Linked DNA regions of Homo sapiens: region 1 is linked to region 2. The links are chromatin contacts, found by Hi-C or POLR2A ChIA-PET in ENCODE. All regions are on one chromosome and are shown on one strand. The core of a region is the stretch at or near the end of the contact, and the rest is flanking DNA. Distances in the headings are between cores, read along the strand shown.

Evidence for each region. A loop is a pair of places that touch in the nucleus more often than their neighbours do. ChIA-PET counts read pairs that join two places held with the same protein, here RNA polymerase II (POLR2A). Pooled maps may share reads with other maps.
Region 1: a loop to region 2 is called in a pooled map, with 15 times the contacts of the local background. The contact joins the promoter of LINC02988 here to the promoter of ZNF687 in region 2. A Hi-C loop is called at or near these places in 1 of 168 maps with a recorded cell type or tissue (breast epithelium) and 3 of 50 pooled maps. POLR2A ChIA-PET finds 5 or more read pairs at or near these places in 1 of 52 experiments (activated B cell).

Annotation. Positions count from the first base shown.
Region 1 is chr1:150,157,677-150,162,056 of GRCh38, reverse strand. LINC02988 (long intergenic non-protein coding RNA 2988) reads right to left here and starts at 1,329. Exons shown (of 4, transcript NR_135098.1): 1 at 1,247-1,329. PLEKHO1 (pleckstrin homology domain containing O1) reads right to left here. Exons shown (of 6, transcript NM_016274.6): 6 at 1,992-3,238. The coding sequence ends at 2,534. RefSeq lists silencers at 580-649, 2,350-2,399 and enhancers at 1,260-1,569, 2,700-3,201.
Region 2 is chr1:151,280,501-151,284,617 of GRCh38, reverse strand. It overlaps ZNF687 (zinc finger protein 687), which reads right to left and starts at 2,319. Exons shown (of 9, transcript NM_020832.3): 1 at 2,223-2,319. ZNF687-AS1 (ZNF687 antisense RNA 1) reads left to right here and starts at 2,689. Exons shown (of 2, transcript NR_135595.1): 1 at 2,689-3,075. RefSeq lists enhancers at 1,208-1,277, 1,586-2,471, 2,518-2,747, 2,778-2,977, 2,472-3,356 and silencers at 1,698-1,857, 2,138-2,417, 3,099-3,439.

The DNA.
Region 1 (4,380 bases), core at 80-2,579, 1.1 Mb after region 2:
TCCAATAGCTCTGCAGCTTGCAGATGAAAAAAACTGATACTCGGAAAGCATGTGCCTTGCCCAGAGCCTCATAATCAAGAAGTAACAGAGTTAGAATTTGAATCCAGATCCATCTGGTTTCAAAGCTGGGCTCATTTCACCACCCTAGGGCCTGGATGTTCCAGTAACTGCTGGAGAACTGGAAGCTGTTGGTTTTAGAGCCTGAAGCCCAGGAGCACAGTGCCCAGCTCCTCTCTTACTGTTGTGAGGTCCCCGATCTTTCTTTTCTGCTTCTTTCACCTGTCATTCTCCTCTCTAGTGTCTCCCTCCATCTTCTGGCTCCCCTGGGAGCCACAGATAATTGACATGTTGGGATACACATGTCATTTGTGCTTTTGTCTTTTTTCATTATGTGGGAGCAACAAGGAAGAAAAAAAGAAAAGGAAAAATGCTGGTAAAATACAAAGATAGAGACTTGTAAAAAGAAAGCATAATTCTACCTTAGACTTCAATACTTGTGACAATGGATGGCTCTGCTGACCATGCTTAGGGCTGTGGAGAGTGCAGCTATTTGAAGGACAGGAAGTCTGGAAGCCTGGGTTCTCACCTCATACCCCAAGAGACCATAGAATGACATGAAGGTGGCACTCTTGCACACTTTCCCTCACTCAACTGGGATACACATTCTTCAAGGAAGAGGCTAGGTAACTACAGTCTAGAGCTGGGGACAATCTCCATGACAGAGTGGCAAGGGACTAGAGAGAGCAAGAATTCCTCTGCCCTAGGGATGGTTTAACAGCAGTGATAAGGTCCAGAGAAGAGCTGTGAAGGAAAGAGATGATTTCTGGAAAGGGGACAGAGGCCCCCATTTTGCTTACATGGGTTGTAGGAGTGACGTTAGAGCAGAAGAATGCGGACTGAAGAATCTGTTTCTCCCACAGGTTTTTCCCCCGCTTCCTCCTATCCCATCTTCCTATAACATCGGGGCAGCGTCATGGCCAGGTCTACATGTAACTTGGCCCCGTTTCCTCCCCCTCCTCCCCTTACCTCTAGTGAAGCCCCGCTGCTCTTGGAGGATCAAGCAGCTAGCAAGGCACACTTCAATGTGGCTTTTAACCCCTCATTTACTTGATTCATGAGACTCTGTCCCCTTCTTTCCCAAAATCAAATTATTCCCTTCATAGCTCTTCTGGGGACCTCACCGTTACTAAACCTCATCTCACACACTTCCAAGGAAAGAGTGAACAGTGAGTTGTGTGGGACCTACCACAGACAAGAATGTTGGGAAGCCTGGCAACTTCAGAGGTGGCTGGGAGGGTGGTGGCGTGGGCATCCAGATGCTTTTCTAAAGTGGGGACTTGCTTAGTGATGGAAGAGGTTTGAGGAAGGAGAGGGGGAGGCTACAGGAAACCTCAGCATGGCTGAAAGAGGAACTTGGACAGATGTTTGGTTTTCCCCTTCATCCTACCCAGCTTGCATCACACACCAGTTTCATTCTTAGTTCAGTTCTTCTGTGGGGTCTGTCTCTAGTTCCCCTGTGCTAGGGCCCTGAATCAAATAATGAAACTAGTCTCATCCACTCAAGGTTGGATTTTTTTTTTTTTTTTGAGACGGAGTTTCGCTCTTGTTGCCCAGGCTGGAGTGCAATGGCACAATCTTGGCTTGCTGCAACCTCTGCCTCCCAGGTTCAAGTGATTCTCCTGCCTCAGCCTCCCGCATAGCTGGGATTACAGGCGCCCACCACCATGCCTGGCTAATTTTTTGTATTTTCGGTAGAGACTGGGTTTCATCATGTCGGTCAGGCTGGTCTCAAACTTCTGACCTCAGGTGATCCACCCGCCTTGGCCTCCCAAAGTGCTGGGATTACAGGCGTGAGCCACTGCGCCCGACAAGGGTGGATCTTTGAGTCAAGGTTGGGAAGGGTGTGGAAGATGAAGGGAAGAAACACCTCATGTAAGAAAATCCAGGCAGCTCGATCTCAATGAGAGACTGCTAGGAATGAGAAGCCAGTGTCTGGCTGGGGAGATTTTAATTCCACAAATCCTCCTCAGGGCTGGGATAAATTTCACTTCCATGTGCACGGACAGGTGACACTGGCCTCCACATCCCTACAACTAGAGTTGGGCAGCTGAAACTTCACCCTCAAACTGAAGGCCTGGGGTGGGACATAACAGAAAACATCCTCATCCCCCTCCCGCTCTAAGCTTAGAAGCCCACTGTATCCTTGGGAGCAGCAGTGGACTCCCTGTGCCGTCTTGGGGGCGGGCGGTGTGTGGAGTGGTCAGACTGTGTCTTTACCGTGCCTTCTCTCTCTCTGGCTGGGTAAAAACTTCCTGCTACTGCTGCGGGGTCACTTCCTCAAACCTGAGGGGCATACGAGGGGCATATGGAAAGTAGGTGGGGCAATAAGGGTTGTAGTGGGGTCAGGCATCAGCAAGAGCAATGAGTTCATTTTTGTTTTCTTTTTTTGATTGAGGTAAATAAAAAAGCTTTATCCAGCAACACGGAGATAAGAGTCTGTCCAACCCGACAAGTTCCAGACCCCACCCTGCCCTCACATCAGGCTCTTCCGGTACTGACTGTGCGGGGTGGTCTGTCTGAGGTGGGAGTCCGGGGTCTGCAGGTCCATCTGTCTGTACAGGTCTCTCAGCTCCCTGACCTCCTGCAGCACCCTCTTTGCCTGGCTCCAATTCGATGATGCCTCTCCCAGCAGCCGTTCCGTCTCCAGCAGCAGCTGCTCTGACTCAGAATCCGGCGGAGACCGAGGGGGGTCCTTGGCCTTTCGCTTCCCATCTCCCAGTCCCTGAACCTCTGCCAGAAGCTCCTGAGTCTCCTCCAGTTTCCTTGCTACCAGGTCCTGGATCCGGGACAGCTGCCCCGGGTTGGGGAGGGCAGGGGTTGGGGGTTCCTCAGCCCGCAGCTGGAGGGTGCGGGCAGAGGCAGCATCCCGCTGAGATAGGATCTCCTCCAGGGAGGCGCAGCGGCCTTTCTCTGTGGGCGTCAACTTCTTGGGTGCCTGGGGGGTGTAGGTGGCCCCTTTGTCTGTTTTTTCCCAAGGTCGGGAGAGACTGCTTGCCCGGTCTGCGGAGGGCTGGATGCGGTCTGAGTCCGCTCTCCGCCGGCTCCCTGCCAGCTGGGCCACAGACTTGTCCAGGTCAACCCGAAAGCTCTCAGCACAAGAGGTTGGTTCCTCAGGGGAAGGGTCTTCCTCTTGGATCAAGTCCAAGGTCAGCATCCCATCCGAGGTAGAGGTGGAAGCCTGTGGAGGAAGGGGGGAATGAGTGGGGAACCTGTCATCAGGAGGGATTTTCGGAATGACTGCCTAAAAGATGCAAGCTGTGGTCATTTTCCTCTACAAGCCTTCCTTGAATGAGAAGTACTTTTTTTTAGAGACAGAGTCTTGCTCTGTCACCCAGGCTGGAGTGCAGTGGCACGATTTGAGCTCACTGCAAGCTCCGCCTCCCGGGTTCACGCCATTCTCCTGCCTCAGCCTCCCGAGTAGCTGGGATTACATGCGTGCACCACCACGCCCAGCTCTTTTTTTTTGTATTTTTAGCAGAGGCAGGGTTTCACCATGTTGGCCATGGCTGGTCTCAAACTCCTGACCTCAAGTGATACACCGTCTCAGCCTCCCAAAGTACTGGGATTACAGGTGTGAGCCCCCCTGCCTGGCAAAGCCCTCTGCTCTTGACTGAACCCTCCTACTGAATGTGCTGTTTCTTATTCCTTTGATAGTGACTTGAATGTTTCTTCTTCTGTGATTTAGTTTGTTACTTGTTTCCTGTATTCTCCACTCTACCATAAGCTTCCTGAGGGGCGCCCTCTTCCTTGGTATTGTGGACTCTCAGCAATTAAACTGCATCTGATGCACACAGGATGCTCCCCATGGCACGACTGTCCTCCTCCATCTGCATCCTCTGAGTCCCACACTTCAGCCCCCTTGCCTTATAATAAAATTTGTTCTCTTATTTCCAGAATACTAAAAATGATGAGTATTCAATACCAAATATGTTGTTTTAGTCATTCCTCACAGCAGCCCTTCAAGGCAGGCATGATTACTGCCTCATTTTACAGTTGGAGACATGCAACTTCAGGGAACCACACAGGTAGCTGATTACAGTGAGGTTCCAACTCAGGTTCTAACTCCAAAGCCTGTGTTCTCTGCATTATACCTGCCTGCCTCTCTCTCTGAAGACTTAAGAGCTCAGAGGCATGAAAGAAACTAGCACGTTGTATGTTTCAGGAGTTCATTGTGATCCTTTCTCCTCCAAACACCCGCGGTACTACATGTTGTTACCCATCAAGACAGCCACCATACAGTAGCTAATTTTTCATTTTCCTGTGGGTATAACTCATTTTCTCCGAAAGAGGGTAACATTACTGGGAGCTGGGACTTTTGAA
Region 2 (4,117 bases), core at 1,070-3,569:
CGGAGGCAAGAGTCAGGGGTCATGCAGGATCAAGTCTAGGGCACCTGGGCCATCACTGGCACCTGGAGATCTAGCTTGGTCAGCAGGGAGAAAAGGACTCAAGGAAATTACCCAAGAGACCAAGATGGAAAGAATAAGACACAGGAACAGAAAGAGACAAAGAGAAGAGACAGAGGGGAAAATGGTGATGGCAGCCTGGTCACAAGGGCCCCAGCCTAGACCTCTCCTGTCACAAACACCTGCTGCTCGCTCACTACCTTCCCCAGAGTGCCTGGCCCTCCCCTAGCCAGCCCTTCCTTCTCCACCCCTCCCCATCTTGCTTTCCCGAGGCTAAAACTCCCAAGATACATACACATTTCTCCAGCACAGCTGCCACAGTGGGAAAAAGCCAGGCTCCCTCAACCCTCACCCATCATTTCTGCTCCAAGCTCCTCACCCCATTCCATCCCCTAACTTTAACTCCTCACCCTTTCCATTTTCCTGTGGCAACAGTAGCCCAGGAAGTTTCACCTAGCCTCAACCTGGCCAAGTGCAAAAAATAAAATTAAAAATCCCACAAGAATTATGTGGCACTAATCCAACAAGCAGGCCAGCTCAGAGTTTGTGGGAGACCCAGGTCTGTCCCCTACCAGTGTCTCCCCATGAGTGTTTCTGTATCTACGAAGAAGCAACTAAAGAGTCTATCCCTATCCATTCCCTGCCCAGGTTGCAGGCCATTTCCCAGCCAGCTCTCCCACCTCTCTCCAGTCTTCAGACTGTAACTAGAGACAGTCCCAGCAAGTGGCAGCTGGGATTGCTGGGACCAAGGTTGGGGTGGGGGCAAAACCAAAGGGGGAGTCCTCCCCTCACCCCCACCCTATTCAATTCTGCAGAATCTGGGTTTAAACAAAAACCCTTGTCTCTATAGGCCTGGCTCCTAAGCCTGGTTCCCTCCTGACCAGAGGCCTGAGCTACCTTCCACTCAGGTACTCAGAAAAGTGGACTGCTACAACGAAGACCAGCGGGGACTAGGAGAAAACACCTGCGAACTCACCCGCCCCCACACCCCGCCAGCCACCTCCCTCTTGGGTGCCCCAGTGACTTAGAGGTCATCCGATGGCCACCCACCCAGAGCAGACAGTCGACCAAGCAAGCCGCCAAGCTCAAGCCAAGGAGGATCAGGCCTTCCTGCGACTGCTGAGCCCTGTCTCTAGGGCTCCTATCTCCCCCGCCCCCTTTCCCTCTGTGGTTCCCCAAAAGCCAAAGAGGCTGAACAGGAAGAGGCTGAACAGGCCCAGGTCGAGTGGGGGCTCCACTGACCTTTGCCCGGGCCCAAGGCCTGCAGCGCAGAGGAGGGCGAGGGGCTGGCGGCGATTAGGTTGAGGCCAAGCTGGGTAGCAGACGGAATTAAGTCCCTGCCATCTGCCGAGGGCTGGCGCGGGGAGCAAGTCCTGGGTTTCGAGGAGGGGGCGGGGTGTACACATGAGAAACTACAAGGGAAACTGAGGCGCGCGGCCCTTCTCTCACTCGCACCGGCGTGCGAAGCGAAGGCCGGGCCTCAGCCAGGCCAGGCCCTTTGGGAGCTGCTGCGCAGCACCTGGGGACCCAGGACTACACAGGATAGGGTGGGGAGCTGGAAAGAGGGGAGGAGAGAGGGGACGGTCTCTGCGCGACTCTCAGCTCTCTAGCTGGGGTCCGTCCCAACTCGGACCTCGTCCCCTCCCCTCCGGGCGCAGCGGAGCCTCCTCCCGCCGCGCACTCCCGGAGGCTCGCTAGAGACTGGAGACTGATCGGGGGGTGCGCAGGGGGCCGGGGGCGCAAGCCTGAGTCTTGCCCGGGCCCGGACGCTGACCCGCACCCAGTCGGGGTGCAGGTTCTGCTCCGGCCTGGCCCAGGTCCCCCGCCCCCATCCCCGGGAACGGACACCATTTTAGGTCGCGACATCCCGCAGCCTTCAATCTCCGGGCCGCACTTCGGGTGCCTCTCGAGCCGGGGGCGCCAGGACCTGGGGTTCTCGACCCTCCTGGGGGTTTACCCGGCTACGGACTGTGCTTACAACAGGCCAGGAGTTTCGCCCATCCGCCCCAATGGATGGAGGCGGTGTCTGGGCCTTCCTAGAAGCCGCCCCAGGGGGCGGCGCGGAGAAGGGGGTAGTTGACCAAGTGGGGGAGGGGCGGGGGTATTTACCCGCCCCCCCCAAGGGGGCGGAGCCAAGGGCGGGTATTTACCCCAGGCACGCTTACTTGTTCCGCTCCTGGTGCGGGCCGAGACCCGGCGGTCTCTACCCCGCTCCAGCCGCTGCAGCCACCGCCGCCCTCCCCGCGGCCGCCGCTACTTCCTGCTTCTCTCCGGTTCGGCCTCCCCACTCCCTCTCCTCCCTCCGCGCTCCAGGTCTGGGCTGCCCGTTTTCGCACTCGCCATTGGCCCTTGCCCCCGTCGCTCAGCCCTGTGCCCCTTCCAGCCCCGCACTGGGTTGGCCCTAAATACTGCCGCTCGGAACTAGCCCCGCACAGTCCTCTTATGCTCATTGGGCAAGGGGCCGAGGCCCTCTGAAGATACCTCTCCCCATTGGCTGCGCCGGGGTCCGTCTGCCCCATCTACGAGTCTCGTAAACGATTGGCCTCCGCCACTGTCGCTTAGAAAGAAGCCAGCCTGCTTCCCAGCTTGCCTACTGGAAGGGGGAGCACCCAGGTGCGTCTCCGCCCCTCGCTCCCTACTGGCCGCTCGAAGCTTGAAGCTGCAGTTCACTTTCGCGAATGTAAGGAACCCAGCTTCTGTGTGGTGGGCACTGAGAGCAGAACCGCATTGAGTCGGAGTGGAGCACAGAAGTGTAGGTCCTTTTGCGCTGTTTCAAGCTAAACCCGTGTCACTGATGCCGTACAGAAGTTACAGAATGGGACGCCACCCCAAACATTACGTCATCCGCTGACCATTTCCTTGCGGTCTTCCCACCGTCTAAATCGCCATATAATCTGATGGATGGGGTCCTCGCGCGGTTCAGCTCCTGGGCGACAGCGTAACCCGTCGCTCCTCCCTCTGCGGGAGGGCGTGGACGGGGCACGGGATTTGGAGCATGGAAGGAATCGGGACCTAAAGGTTGGGAAGGGCTCGCGGACCGGAAGCGGGGGAGGTGACGTAGGAGTGCTGGCGTGGCCGGGCCATTTCCAAAGAGGCATTAAAGGAGCAACTGATAGGCGTCCTAAGTATGGGCTGGGGGGGGAACCGCCAGCTCCATTTCCCATTTAAGGGCTCCCCTTTTCCCCGCCCCCAGCATGGAGTGGGGGTGGGGTCAAGGTCGAGTTTTCCCGCGCTTTGTTGCCACGCCCCCTGGAGGCGGGGGAAAGGGAGGAGTCGCTCGGAAAATGAATCTCCTTGATGCTCTAATAGCACTCACTGGCAGAATTCGTATGCAAGCCCAGTGTGCCACCTCGCGCACGCAGCCGCTCGTTAACGGCGTGTTTTTATTTTTTAATTAATTTTTTTGAGGCAGAGCCTCACTCTGCTGCCCAGGCGGGAGCACAGTGGCGCGATCACGGCTGACTGCAGCCTCAACCTCCCAGGCTCCAGTGATCCTCCCGCCTCAGCCTCCTGAGTAGCTGGGACTACAAGTGAGCGCCAAATCGCCCTGCTAACTTTTTTATTTTTTGAAGAGACAGGGTTTTGCCATGTTGCCCAGGCTGGTCTCAAGCAATCCTACAGACGTGAGCCACTACTCCCTACCTTGGCGAAGTTTTTTATTTTTTATTTTTTGAAACGGGGCCTCATTCTGTCGTCCAGACTGGAGTGCAGTGGCGGGATCTCGGCTCACGGCAACCTCCGTCTCCCAGGCTCAAGCAATTCTCCTGCCTCAGCCTTCCGACCAGCTGGGATTACAGGTGTGCGACACTACCCGCCCGGCTAATTTTTGTTTTTTTCTTTTTTTTTTTTTTTTGAGACGGAGTCTCGCTGTGTCGCCCAGGCTGGAGTGCAGTGGCGCGATCTCGGCTCACTGCAAGCTCCGCCTCCCGGGTTCACGCCATTCTCCTGCCTCAGCCTCCCGAGTAGCTGGGACTGCAGGCGCTCTCCACAATGCCCGGCTAATTTTTTGTGTTTTTAGTAGAGACGGGGTTTCACCGTGTTAGCCAGGATAGTCTTGATC